Linked DNA regions of Homo sapiens: region 2 is linked to region 1. A link is a contact called in ENCODE Hi-C data. All regions are on one chromosome and are shown on one strand. The core of a region is the stretch at or near the end of the contact, and the rest is flanking DNA. Distances in the headings are between cores, read along the strand shown.

Region 1 (6,233 bases), core at 2,917-5,416:
GTAGAGACGGGGTTTCACCATATTGGCCAGGCTGGTCTTGAATGCCTGACCTCAAGTGATCCACCTGCCTCAGCCTCCCAAAGCCCTGGGATTATAGGTGTGAGCCACTGTGCCCAGTCAGCTTTACAATATTCTTAAGGTAAAAAGAAATTTAGGATAAAATTATGTTCAGTAAATCTTACCTGCAATACAGTAGAAATACTTTAGAAATAATTTTATTATGAAATAAAAGTTTTCAGGGTTAATTCTGAATTATTAGAAGAAACTAAATGCATACTACTGTCTAAATCTGGCCATAGCTGAAAAAAGCATATTCTAGACATGGATGATCTAAGACCAAACAATTTCAGAACAAATGTGCCATCACCAGAAAGGTACTTACGGTTATCAGACTGAAAATCTGGGACAAACTGTTCATCATCAGGAACTTGTGCTGGAAAATAGATTTTTATTTTAGACCTTTAAGTTTTATTAAAAAGCACAGTAAAATGTTTTATATGGAAAATAGGACATCCATGAAACTTGCCTTCAGCTAACCAAGCCTCTTGAAGTTGACTGAGATCCTGAAATAGCTCTGAAATTGAAAAAGAAGACCCCAGAATGAGGATATTTCTTTCGCTAGGGAGAAGACAGGGAAGAATCTACACGCTACTGTCACTGGGAGCAGGGAAGCCACAACATAATCAGGGAAAGCTTTACTACCTTCAGAATCGTGAGCCAGATCTGTGTCCAAAAACTTCCTCTTTCTGTCAATCACAGGCCGCCCTCTGCATTCCTCAGATCGAGATTTCTGAAAGAGGCCAACAGAAAGTGAAGGCTCAAGTGTAGTAAAGAGGTCCACAGGGGGAAGACTCATATTGGAGAGGGAGGACAAAACAAACCAAAAGCCACATAAACTTACCCCTGGGACCATAAAAGGGACTTGCTGATCATAAAACCCGTCCATGGTGCTTTCAGCGTCTCTAATACCACTTTGAGAGGTTTCAGCATTGAGTAATTTCTGGGGGAAAAGGGATCCTCCTGTAATATGAATTTGGGAGATTTTAACTAAGAGGGGGGAAAAAAAGAAATGAAACAATTTTAGACTGCCTTTTTTTTAGGGCCTGTGCAAAATTATTACCCTTCTGTGAAGTACTTAAAACCTACTCAAGGTGCAAGCTTTACACACCAATGCCGGGCTTGATTAATGGTATCAGAGGTACAGGATGTACTCCGTGCCAAATCCATTTACCCAGTCATCATTTTTTCTTTCTTATTTAAATCATTAAAATTACAGATTTGCTACTGTCTGTTCTCTACCAAAACAAAAATAAATAAATAAAATAAAATAAAAGGGTGATTTCAAGATTCTCTCATATACTCCAGGGCATTTGTAGTAGGGTTTTTAAAAAAGAGATAATTTAATTTTTGACAGTACAGTGTCAGGAAGCAGAGAAACTGGGTTTAAGTATTCCAAATTATTGGCAATTAAAGATCTGACATACATGGTGTTTCCAAAAGCATTTTGTAGGTCACTGTTAAAACACTATATATAGTTCCTGGAATAAATTGATCAGAGGTATACTTATCTTCACACACAACTCTTTATTTAAAAGAGGACTAAACAGATATAGCATCTGTAATGTCACAAATATCTCCCTGGTTACTTACAGAGATATTTGTGACATCTCCAACTTCTAAAAGAGTAAAATGTCTATGAAAAGTAATGGATTAAAAAAACTAATTCCATTGCATGTGGTACAATGCATCTCTACCAAAGGTCTTTTAAAACTTAGGCTGTTTCATATAGCGGAATCATTTTTTTCTAGACATACCCCCCCACCCCCAAATGAAACTCATTTCAGGACGGGTAAGTGTGTGAGTCTGGGGAAAAAGGGTGGGGTTAGAAGGGAGAAAACTTCTCCTAACGTGAGTGGAATAAAGTAACAATTTCAGGGAGGTACCATCTTCCTAAACACTTTTATTCTTCAAATAAAAACACCGTTAAGTCAACAAAAGGTGGAAAAACATTAATTTCACTCACTCCAGCTCTAAGCAATTCAAAATGCTTAAAGGTCAACTTCTTTTGTTTGACATATACACAATTTTAAACAGGAAACTTTTCCCCCGGTGAGCAATTCCATCCAATTTGTTTTTCACACTGTGTGTAGCATATCAAATTTTTCATAAGTGGGCAGGATACAAGGACACCCTTCACAGCCAGCATCCTCCGCAGCACTTTGGCCCAAGGAATCAGATATTTTCAAAGTCAAAGGAAAGAGAGGAGCAAAATAGCACACAGTTCATAACTTCCTAGAAAAACACTCGCGCCAGCCTGCCTGCGTGCCCCGTCCAAACACCACAAGAAATGTTCAGAATAACGCCTCTCTCAAATGCCACCAAACCGTATACAAAATCTGAGAAACCTCAGCAGTGAGTTGAGGGGCATGAAAGAGAGAGTGCTCTGTCGCTTAGGAAAATCTGTCAGATTAAATCATGGCCTAAGACATTTTGTGAATGTGTTAGGAGGAAGGGGACAACCAGTAGAAGACGGGAGGGGGAGATATTTTTCAGTCTCATGATGAAATACTTCACCCGGAAGAGCAAAAAAAATTCTAAAAAATTAAAAGAAATAAACTGCCATAAACGAACGGAAAAGAGGCATTCCAGGGTTAGAAAAATTGTATTCCAAGTATAATTTTTTTAAAAGCCTGAAGGAAAGGCTCGAGTTCATCCAGGAGTTTAAACCACTTCCTTTGCCCCCCCACCACCCGCGCCCCGGGCGCCCCCAGGAAAACTTTAGCACAGCGCAGCGGCGCGATCCAGGCCCCTCCCCTGTGGCGCGCAGCGGGCCCGGTTTTATGAATGGGAGAGCGAGCCGCGGCCGCCACATCAGGTAGAGGCTGTAACTGGATCTCTAGCGCTGGGCCCCATTCACAAAACAAGACACACTTCCACCCAATTCTCAGCCTTCCCCATTCATGAAAACTCCTTCAGCTGCGCCCCCGCCCCCATTTCCAACGCACGCCCAGCCTCCGACGCAGGCCCCTCACCCCAGCGTTTTAGGAAGAAAGCTCAATGCTTCATTCACAAAAAGGGAAGAAAAAAAAAAAAGCCGCAGGGAGCAGCGAGCCAACGAAAGAAACCCGCTTCATTCATAAAGTCACCCACATTCATAAAAACGAGGTGCGGCGCCCGGCGCTACCAACCGCTTCCAATCCCCCCACCCCCAACATCTCTCCCTGGCACCCCCTCGTCGACCAGGAGTTCGGTTCCCCCCCGAGTTTTCTCCACCCTCTGAAAATGCGGCCGGAACCCTAATCCGCTGCGAGGCTGCAGCATCTTTCGGTGCTGTCCCCTCCACACCCGTGTTATCCCCACCATCCCCAGGCCGCTGTTCCGGTGCGCCCCGATTTTCTCGAGTCGCCGCACAGCCGGACGCCCTCAGCCTGCTGGGTGGGAGCAGGGCGACTGGATGTCCACTTTCCACCACCTGAAACTTGCAAGGCCTGCGTAAGTTCCTGGTCGACCCCCGCCCCCGCAGGCTGCACTTGCCTGTGTCATTTACCCCCTCCCGGTGCTCTGGGGGGCAGCGCCTCTCAGACATTCCCCTCAAACTGCTTCCCGCCCCCTCCTCCCAACTGCGGAGCTCCGCCAAGCGTCTCTTCTCGCGAGCCTCCAAGTCCCCTCGGGGCTCTCGAATCTCCAGAGACTGTGAAAGCCTCGCAACTCCGCGATCCCCCATCCACTCGGGAGCCCCCGCACTCGCGCTCCGGGGCGCCTCCCCCACGACGTGTGGAAAGCCGCTCTCCCCGCGCTCCGGAACCGTTAGCCGCACCCGCCCGACGCCTCCCAGGAACCAAACCGGACCGGGCCGCGGGGGGAGGGGGCGGTCAACCCGGGGGGGGTCACCCCAGCTACTGCACCCCGACTTTGAAGATTCTGAATCAGCCCGTGAACTCTAGCCGGCTGGGCCTGTCGGACCAGTGGCCGGACGCCCCTTCCGATCTCCCCCCTGCCCCCGCAAAGCCCCCTCACCTGAGGCGGCCTCTCTCCTCCCCTTGCAGCGGCCCCGGCGGCGCAGGCGCGCTCACGCACGCGCGCAGCGGGCCTGGGCGCCTGGGCGAAAGGCTGGGCCGAACCGCTCCGAAGACGGTGAACCGCTCCGCGCACCAGCGGCTGGACTCTGCGCCGCAGCTGCCAACCAGGCTGGAGCGCTGGCCCGGCCCCCCGCGGCTCGCTGCTCCGCCCGCCGCCATTGGCCCGCGGCCCTAGCCCAGCCTTGTTCCCATTGGCCAGAGGCCGTTCCCGCGGCTGTCCATCACCTCTTGTTTACCCTGTCTGCGGGCAAATCCAACCAAGCCGCCCCATCAACTCCGGCCCCCATTGGCCAGCGGTGCATCTCTCTCCACCCCCTCAGGGGTCTGTTTTACATAATTTATGCACCGGGGGCCATTGGCCAATCAGCACAGGCTTGTTTATATAATGAATGTAAGGACGTTTTTCATTCATAAAAAACGCGACCTGAGGGGGAAGCTTAGCTGAGTCAGTGAAGCACTTAAAGGGGCCGAGGCCAGGAGGAGCCGCCGTTACTTCCCTTCTCGCCGCTCTCCCGACTTTTCACCGAGGCACGACTCTTCCCCCTTACCCACTCACCCCCACTTCTCCATCCAGCAAAGCCCCGACCAGAATTGGGTCTCTTGGCGCCAGACGTTCGCAGCTGCAGCACCAAGCAAAGTTATCATTTTAGAATTCAGGGGAGAGGAATTCGTCATTCCACACAAACTCGCTGACCGACCTGGGCGTTTAGCCCACAGAAACACAGAAAACGGAAACCGAGCCCTCTAATCTTAGTTACCTTTAAGAGAGGCCTTAATTTCTTTTAACCAGGTTTCCAGTGGGAAGAATAAGCAGCATCTCCTTTTAAAATCTCAGCTCTCAAACAGATTTTTGTTACTATTTTGTACTGGCAAGGCCTAAGACCCAACCAAATCCCGTTTTCTCTTTAACTGCGGCTCGTAACCTCCGCCAGAGTGGGTTCTGTAGTCGAGGTGAGACAGGGTTCGGGCTCAAAGAAATCCTCTCCGGGGACAGCAGCAGCCAGTCCACCGACCTGGAAACCTAAATCCCTCCGAAACGGGCATGCAGACTCAGACTTTTTGCCTCCCTCCCCGGGCTGCTTGTTTTCCATTTAAGTATTGAATGCAAGATGGTGTATTTGCGAATTAGATCCCGTGCAGCTGGGAACGACGAGAAGCGGCTCTGCTTGCCAAACGATAGGGCACTAACTGCAATTGCTGAGATTCTTAACAGGGTGTTCCAGGAAACAAATAAACAAACAATCCTCTCCCCTCTCCGCCCCCTTACCCCCTCCTGTGAAGGCCGTGGGGCGGCTCTATCTTCTCTCCGGGGATGCTGGGGGCCTGTGACGGAGCTCTGTTCTCGTCCTGCTGGAGTGCCCTGCCATTCACGCCGCGTGCCAGCGGTGGGGAGGAAAGATGCTAAGTGACAGGAGAGAGCCCCTAGCAATGGGGGTCCCACGGTGGCCAACTCTGGGGCAGTTCCTGCCCCTGCCACCCCCACACTTAAGTCAAAGGTTCTTTCCTATCTCCACTTGTGTCTCTTAAACAGAGCGGACACTTGGTCTGTCGTTTATAGCCCTTGAAATGTTGGCGTGCCCCTAAGCAACCTGCAGCACCCGTGTTGAGTCCTGGGCTCAGCACTGACCAGGCACGCTGGAGCTGTTGACTTTGGAAGACTGAAATGGGCATGAGTTGATGGATGGAAAGTACTCTGAACATGTAACAAGCAGTTCCTTGAGATCTAGTTTCCTGGTAGAACATTTTGCTTCCGACTCCAGTTTTCCCTTAGTGCCCTTTTTCTTTCTCCAGGTGGTACCGTTTCTGTTTGGTGGCTGGAGATCTTACACTAGTACAGTTGTGCTCTGAGCTTATTGCTGACATTCCTGAGAGCTCTATCTCCCTAGCTAGATGAAGGGCCCAGGTAAGCTCCCAGATCCTCCTCCTCCCCAATTTTGTCTACCCCCACTCCCGCTCCTCCCCATCCCATCCCATGACATCCTGCTCTCTAAACTCATTTTTCCAAAGGAGCTTTCTTACTCCTCTTCCCTTAAGTCTCTCAGGCCCCAGCCCTCCGGAAGGCTTACAGCCCACAGAGCCACATATCCTCACCATCTAAACCGTAACACATCAATCACACTTTATAACTTTGGCTACAGGAAAACAGTGCCGCAC
Region 2 (5,816 bases), core at 886-3,385, 1.0 Mb after region 1:
ATTAGACAGCGTGGTGGCACATGCCTGTAGTCCCAGCTACTTGGGGAGGTGAGGCAGGAGGATCACCTGAACCCGGGAGGCGGAGGCTGCAGTGAGCCGAGGTTGCACCACTGCACTCCAGCCTGGGCAACAGAGTAAGACTCCGTCTTCAAAAAAGAAAAAGAAAAATTGGCCGGGTGCGGTGGCTCACGCCTGCAATCCCAGCACTTTGGGAGGCTGATGCGGGCAGATCATCTGAGGTCAGGAATTCGAGACCAGCCTGGCCAACCATGGCCAACATGGTGAAACCCCGTCTTTACTAAAAATACAAAAATTAGCCGGGTGTGGTGGCAGGCACAGCTACCACAATCCCAGCTACTCGGGAGGCTGAGACGGGAGAATCACTTGAACCCAGGCAGCAGAAGTTGCAGTGAGCCAGGATTGCGCCACTGCACTCCAGCGACAGAAGGATACTCCGTCTCAAAAAAAAAAAAAAAGGAAAAAAAGAGACTTTAAAAGCTGGTGTGCGTTTTAACATTTGTAGCACATCTTTTTTCAGACCAGCCACATTTCAAGTGCTGAATAGCTACATGTGATTCAATGAGCTTTGGTCAGCTCAGCTTTACAACCTCTCAGGTTCTTTCTCTAAGCAAACTCTCTTAGGTTCTGAAATTGAGAAGGCGTGGAGGGTGACTATTGGATTACAAAGCCTTTATGATTCCAACAACTCTCAGTTAATAGAAGCATCCGTCCTGTCTCTTGATGTCCTAGTGACTAAAGACATGTCTAGAGAAGAAACTCTTTTAACTATATTTTTATATAGTTACATGACAGCCTTTGAGAAAATTGAGAATTAAGGCCAGGCCCAGTGCAAAATGAAAATGTTGTGGAGGTGGCGGGGAGGGGAGGCGGGTGCTGGTTTAAAAATTAAGAATTTCAAGATTGCCATAGCAGAGCAAGAAAGTAAGTACAGGGCCCTTCTGAGCCCTATGTGACTGCACGGGTGGGACCCTTTTGAAGCTAGTCCTGGTCAGGGTTTATGTCTCTGGATGAATCCAGATGTGTAAAAGGCAAGGAAGTGGCGAGATTCCTTGGGCTATCTTTGAGAAACGGGGACCTTAAAGGAGACTGCAAAATCTTACCTACTGGAATTAATGGAGGAAAAGAAAGTGTTTGCGCCTGTGAGAACGCCTTGGAAAGAGGCAGTGAGCAGATGAGGCAGATAGGTAAGACACTTGGTTTTGCTGATTAAACCACTGATGAATCAGTGCCACTCACATCCTGGGTAATTCTAGGGACACTAGTTGGACAACGCTGACATCTGAAGAGGTGGCAGGGCGGAACATGGATCCCTTTAAGGCTACTTTATTGTCGATTTCCTCCTTCTCTAAGCTAGAAACAGGGGGTGCCTGAGTGGCCTCCAGAAGCCACTACTGTAGGCCAGGAGCAGTGCCTCACGCCTGTAATCCCAGCACTTTGGGAGGCCGAGGCGGGCGGATCACCTGAGGTCGGGAGTTCGAGACTGGTGTGACCAATATGGTGAAACCCGTCTTTACTAAAAATACAAAAATTAGCCGAGTGTGGTGGCGCGCGCCTGTAACCCCAGCTACTCAGGAGGCTAAGGCGGGAGAATCGCTTGAATCCGGAGGCGGAGGTTGCAGTGAGCCGAGATCACACCACTGCACTCCAGCCTGGGCGACGGAGGGAGACCCTGTCTCAAAAAACAAACAAACAAACAAACAAACAAAAACGCTACTACTGTTGGAGTCGGCTTGAGCTGTGGCATTGTTGTTTCCAGCCCGTGACCCTCACGCCGCCCTGCTCGTTGGGCGGACCGGGCCCTGGCGGCGGGTGAGGAGGAACCTTTACTTACCGGCGCCCTGGCCTCTGCTTTTTTCCCACTCTAGGACGCAAATCTCGATCTGCAAGGGCCTGGGGCGCGGGCGGAAAAGGCGGGCCCAGCTCCCTCAGGTCTGCGTGTCACCGACCCGAACCCGCTCCGTCGTCCTGACGCCCCCGGCCTAGCTGCAGCCACCTTGTCGCAGGGGCCTTGGTGTCTCTGAGACTCCGAGACGCCTCGCCCCCACCTGGCGTTCGGAGGCGGTTGCCTCGCTGGGCGCAGCAATTCAACCGCCGCGCGCCGGATGCTAAGACCGCGATTTCCCCGGATGCTAGGGCGGTGATTTCCCCCGTGACAGGCCCCGCCCCGGCCCCGCCCAGGCCCGGGCGGTCCCGCCCCACTGAGCTGTGGCTCGGGGAGCCGTGGGTCCGACTCCTGCGTGTGATGTGTCACCAAGTTGACTTTGGGGTCCCCCATTCTTCCTTAGTTCTCTATTTTACCTCAGCGCGTTGTCTAGCTGCTGCCTGGCCACGGTACTTAGCACACAGCGTGACTTAATACTGGATAAACGAGGAAAGGATTCGTACGCCCTGGCGGGGCCAGAGGCTCACAGCTTGGGTTCCCGCGAGCACACGAGCCAGGAACCGCCAATGCCTCCAGGGGGCGCTCTCCCTCCCATCGAGCCACCGCCGGGCCATTGGAGACCAGGAGGACCTCTCAGCTCCATCCCTGCGTCTCTAACAATTGTCTCATTTCCCTGCCTGGAGTCAGTATTACCACTCCCATAACACAGATTTTTAAAATGCAACTAAATTTTAAACGAGTCACTTTATTTAAAAACAACATGAACAAAATGGGATTTCTGCTAATGCAAATATCTATACAAATTTAACGATTTTGGTTCTAATTCTAGATGAAAAGTCAAATCTCCTGTTACATATGAGAAAAGTCAAATCTCCTGTTACATATTAGAAGTTTACCTCTTGTTACCTTTACTGCAACTGCAATGGCAGTTTCAACTGTTTCAACCAAGTAATGTAGTTGGAAATGCTGTTATTAGAAGTATATCTTCCCAGCATTTCGGGAGGCCAAGGTGGGTGGTTTACTTCAGGTCAGGAGTTCGAGACCAGCCTGGCCAACATGATGAAACCCTGTCTCTACAAAAATACAAAAACTAGCCAGGCGTGGTGGCGGGTGCCTGTAATCCCAGCTGCTCAGGAGGCTGAGGCACGAGAATCGGTTGAACCCTGGAGGCAGAGGTTGCAATGAGCTGTACTCCAGCCTGGGCAACAGAGTGAGACTGCATCTCAAAAAAAAAAAAAAAAAAAAAAAAAAAAAAAAAAAAAAGTGGATATGACAGTTCGAATTAGATCTAAAACCTTTCCTAATTACACCAGTTAAATCATGAAATCATGCAATAGTAGAACAGGTGTCTTACCTACCTGCATTATCCTGTAAATATTGACATGTTATTCTACATAATCATAAACTGACCGATCACACATATCTTTAAATCTAATCATCATAACTAAAAACTGTATTTGAATAAAATTAGTGTATTTCTAAATCTGTCTTTAACAGACACAAAGATGTAAATTTGAAATGTCTTGGTAAATGAGGTTAACACAATATAAATATTTTTGACGAATTCATCATAATTTGTTCATTTTAAGGAGATTGATTTTATTTTCTTGAAGCTTAAGGAGGACTTTGACATTTTAAATGTATCTAAAATTTAAATTTTATTAAATTTTACATTTCACATTTCTTTTTTTTATTGATTGAAACAAGCATTTCACATTTCATATTTCTTTTTTTTATTGATTGAAACAAGCATTCCATAGTCATTTCAAATAGTGTACAAAGTATTTTAAAATGTTTTTCTGGCCGGATGCAGTGGCTCACGCCTGTAATCCCAGCACTTTGGGAGGCCGAAGCGGGTGGATCACCAGGTCAGGAGATCGAGACTATCCTGGCCAACATGATGAAACCCTGTTTCTACTAAAAATACAAAAATTAGTCAAACGTGGTGGTACGTGCCTGTAGTCCTAGCTACTCAGAAAGCTGAGGCAGGAGAAGCGCTTGAACCTGGGAGGCGGAGGTTGCAGTTTTTCTTCAAAGACCTATCTGATTTCCATATGCAGGATAACACATTCAAACTCTTATTTGTTGTTAATGTAAGCTTTAATTCATATAGTTGTTTTTTTTTTCTTTGAGGAGTCTCTATCGCCCATACTGGAGTGCAGTGGCACAATCTCACTGCAACCTCCGCCTCCCAGGTTCAAGTAATTCTCATGCTTTAGCTTCCCAAGTAGCTGGGATTACAGGTGCATGCCAACATGCCTGGCTAATTTTTGTATTTTTAGTAGATACAGGGATTCACCATGTTGGCCAGGCTCGTCTCGAACTCCTGACCTTTGGTCATCCACCTGCCTCAGCCTCCCAAAGTGTTGGGATTACGGGGTGAGCCACTACGCCAGGCCTGCTTTTAATTTTGTGAATGGTCTTGATAACATTTCATTGTTCATTGATTAAATTCATTGTTGTGATGTTTTAAGCTTGGTGACTTAATGTTGTTGATGAACAATGCAACTAGTTGCCAAAAGCCTGATATTACACTTTACTACCCAACTACAGCTGATGCTCAAATAATGACATTGGGATATGATTTTAAAATTTATTTTCCTGAAATAATGTGTGTGTCAAATCTTAACACCCCATTGTATTCCTTGTCAGTAACTTTGAAGACAACAACAACAAAAAACCTCCTTATCTTTATATCACTGTTTTGGCCTATTTGCATTGCTATAAACGAACACTTGAGGATGGATAATTTATGAAGAAAGATTTATCTGGCTCATGTTCCACAGGCTGTATAAGAAGCATGGTGCCCACATCTACATCTAGTGAGAGCCTCAAACTGCTTTCACTCATGGTGCAAGGGAAAGGGGAGCAACTTGTGCAGAGATCACATGGCAAAAGACGCAAGAGAGAGTAGAGAGGGAGGCTCTTTTTAAATATCAGCTCTCAAGGTGTATTAGTCCATTTTTACACTGCTAATAGAGACATACTGGAGACTGGGTAATTTGTAAAGGAAAGCAGTTTAGTTGACTCACAGTTCTCCATGGCTGGGGAGGCCACACAAAATTTACAATCATGGTGGAAGAGGGAGCAAACATGTTCTTCTTCACATGGCAGCAGCAAGGAGAAGTGCTGAGCAAAAGGGGGAAAAACCCCATATAAAACTATCAGACCTCATGAGAACTCAATCGCTATAACAAGAACAGCATGAGGGTTAACTGCCCCATGATTAAATTATCTCCCACTGGGTCCCTCCCACAACATGGGGATTATGGGAACTACAATTCACGATGAGATTTGAGTTGGGCACAGCCAAACCATATCACGAAAGCACTAAGAGTGCGAAGTCACCATCCCCCAGAGAGGGCATTAATATATTCACGAGGGATCCACCTTAAACCTCAGGACCCAAATATTTCCCATCAGGCCCCACCTCTAACATTAGGGATCAAATTTCAATATGCAGTTTGGGGGACGAACGTCCAAAGTATAGCAATCAGCCTTTTAAAACTTACCCTTTTCATTTTGAGATAATTGCAGATTTACCTGCAGTTGTAAGAAGTAGTATAGGGGCTGAGTGTGGTGGCTTATGCTTATAAACCCAGTGCTTTGGGGGGCCAAGGTGGGAGGATCTCTTGAGCCCAGGAGTTTAAGACAGTCTGGGTCATACAGCAAGACCCTGATCTACAAAAAATTGAAAGTTAACCAGGCATGGTGGTGTGCATCTGTAATCCAGCTACTTGGGAGGCTGAGGCGGGAGGGTGGCTTGAGTCCAGGAATTTGAGGCAGCAGTGAGCTACAATCACATCACTGCACTCCAGCTTGGTTGGCAGAGTGAGACCCTGTCTCTAAAAAAAGAAAGAAAGAGAAATAGTTCAGAGATTCTTTGTGCCCTTTGCCCAGTTTCTCCAAAAGG

Evidence for each region. Hi-C counts contacts between places; a loop is a spot of excess contacts on that map. Pooled maps may share reads with other maps.
Region 2: a map of natural killer cell shows a loop between it and region 1 (12-fold over the local background). The contact joins the promoter of RPL39L here to the promoter of ETV5 in region 1. A Hi-C loop is called at or near these places in 2 of 168 maps with a recorded cell type or tissue (endothelial cell of umbilical vein and natural killer cell), 2 of 37 single-sample maps with no recorded cell type and 9 of 50 pooled maps.

What each region holds. Positions count from the first base shown.
Region 1 is chr3:186,104,923-186,111,155 of GRCh38, forward strand. It overlaps ETV5 (ETS variant transcription factor 5), which reads right to left and starts at 4,167. Exons shown (of 13, transcript NM_004454.3): 1 at 4,018-4,167; 2 at 902-1,020; 3 at 703-790; 4 at 527-574; 5 at 383-433. The coding sequence starts at 946. RefSeq lists enhancers at 2,890-2,949, 3,708-4,686 and silencers at 3,720-3,819, 3,850-4,479.
Region 2 is chr3:187,137,361-187,143,176 of GRCh38, forward strand. RPL39L (ribosomal protein L39 like) reads right to left here and starts at 2,136. Exons shown (of 3, transcript NM_052969.3): 1 at 1,853-2,136. RefSeq lists enhancers at 1-152, 1,342-1,848, 1,717-1,816, 1,857-2,006 and a silencer at 2,047-2,276.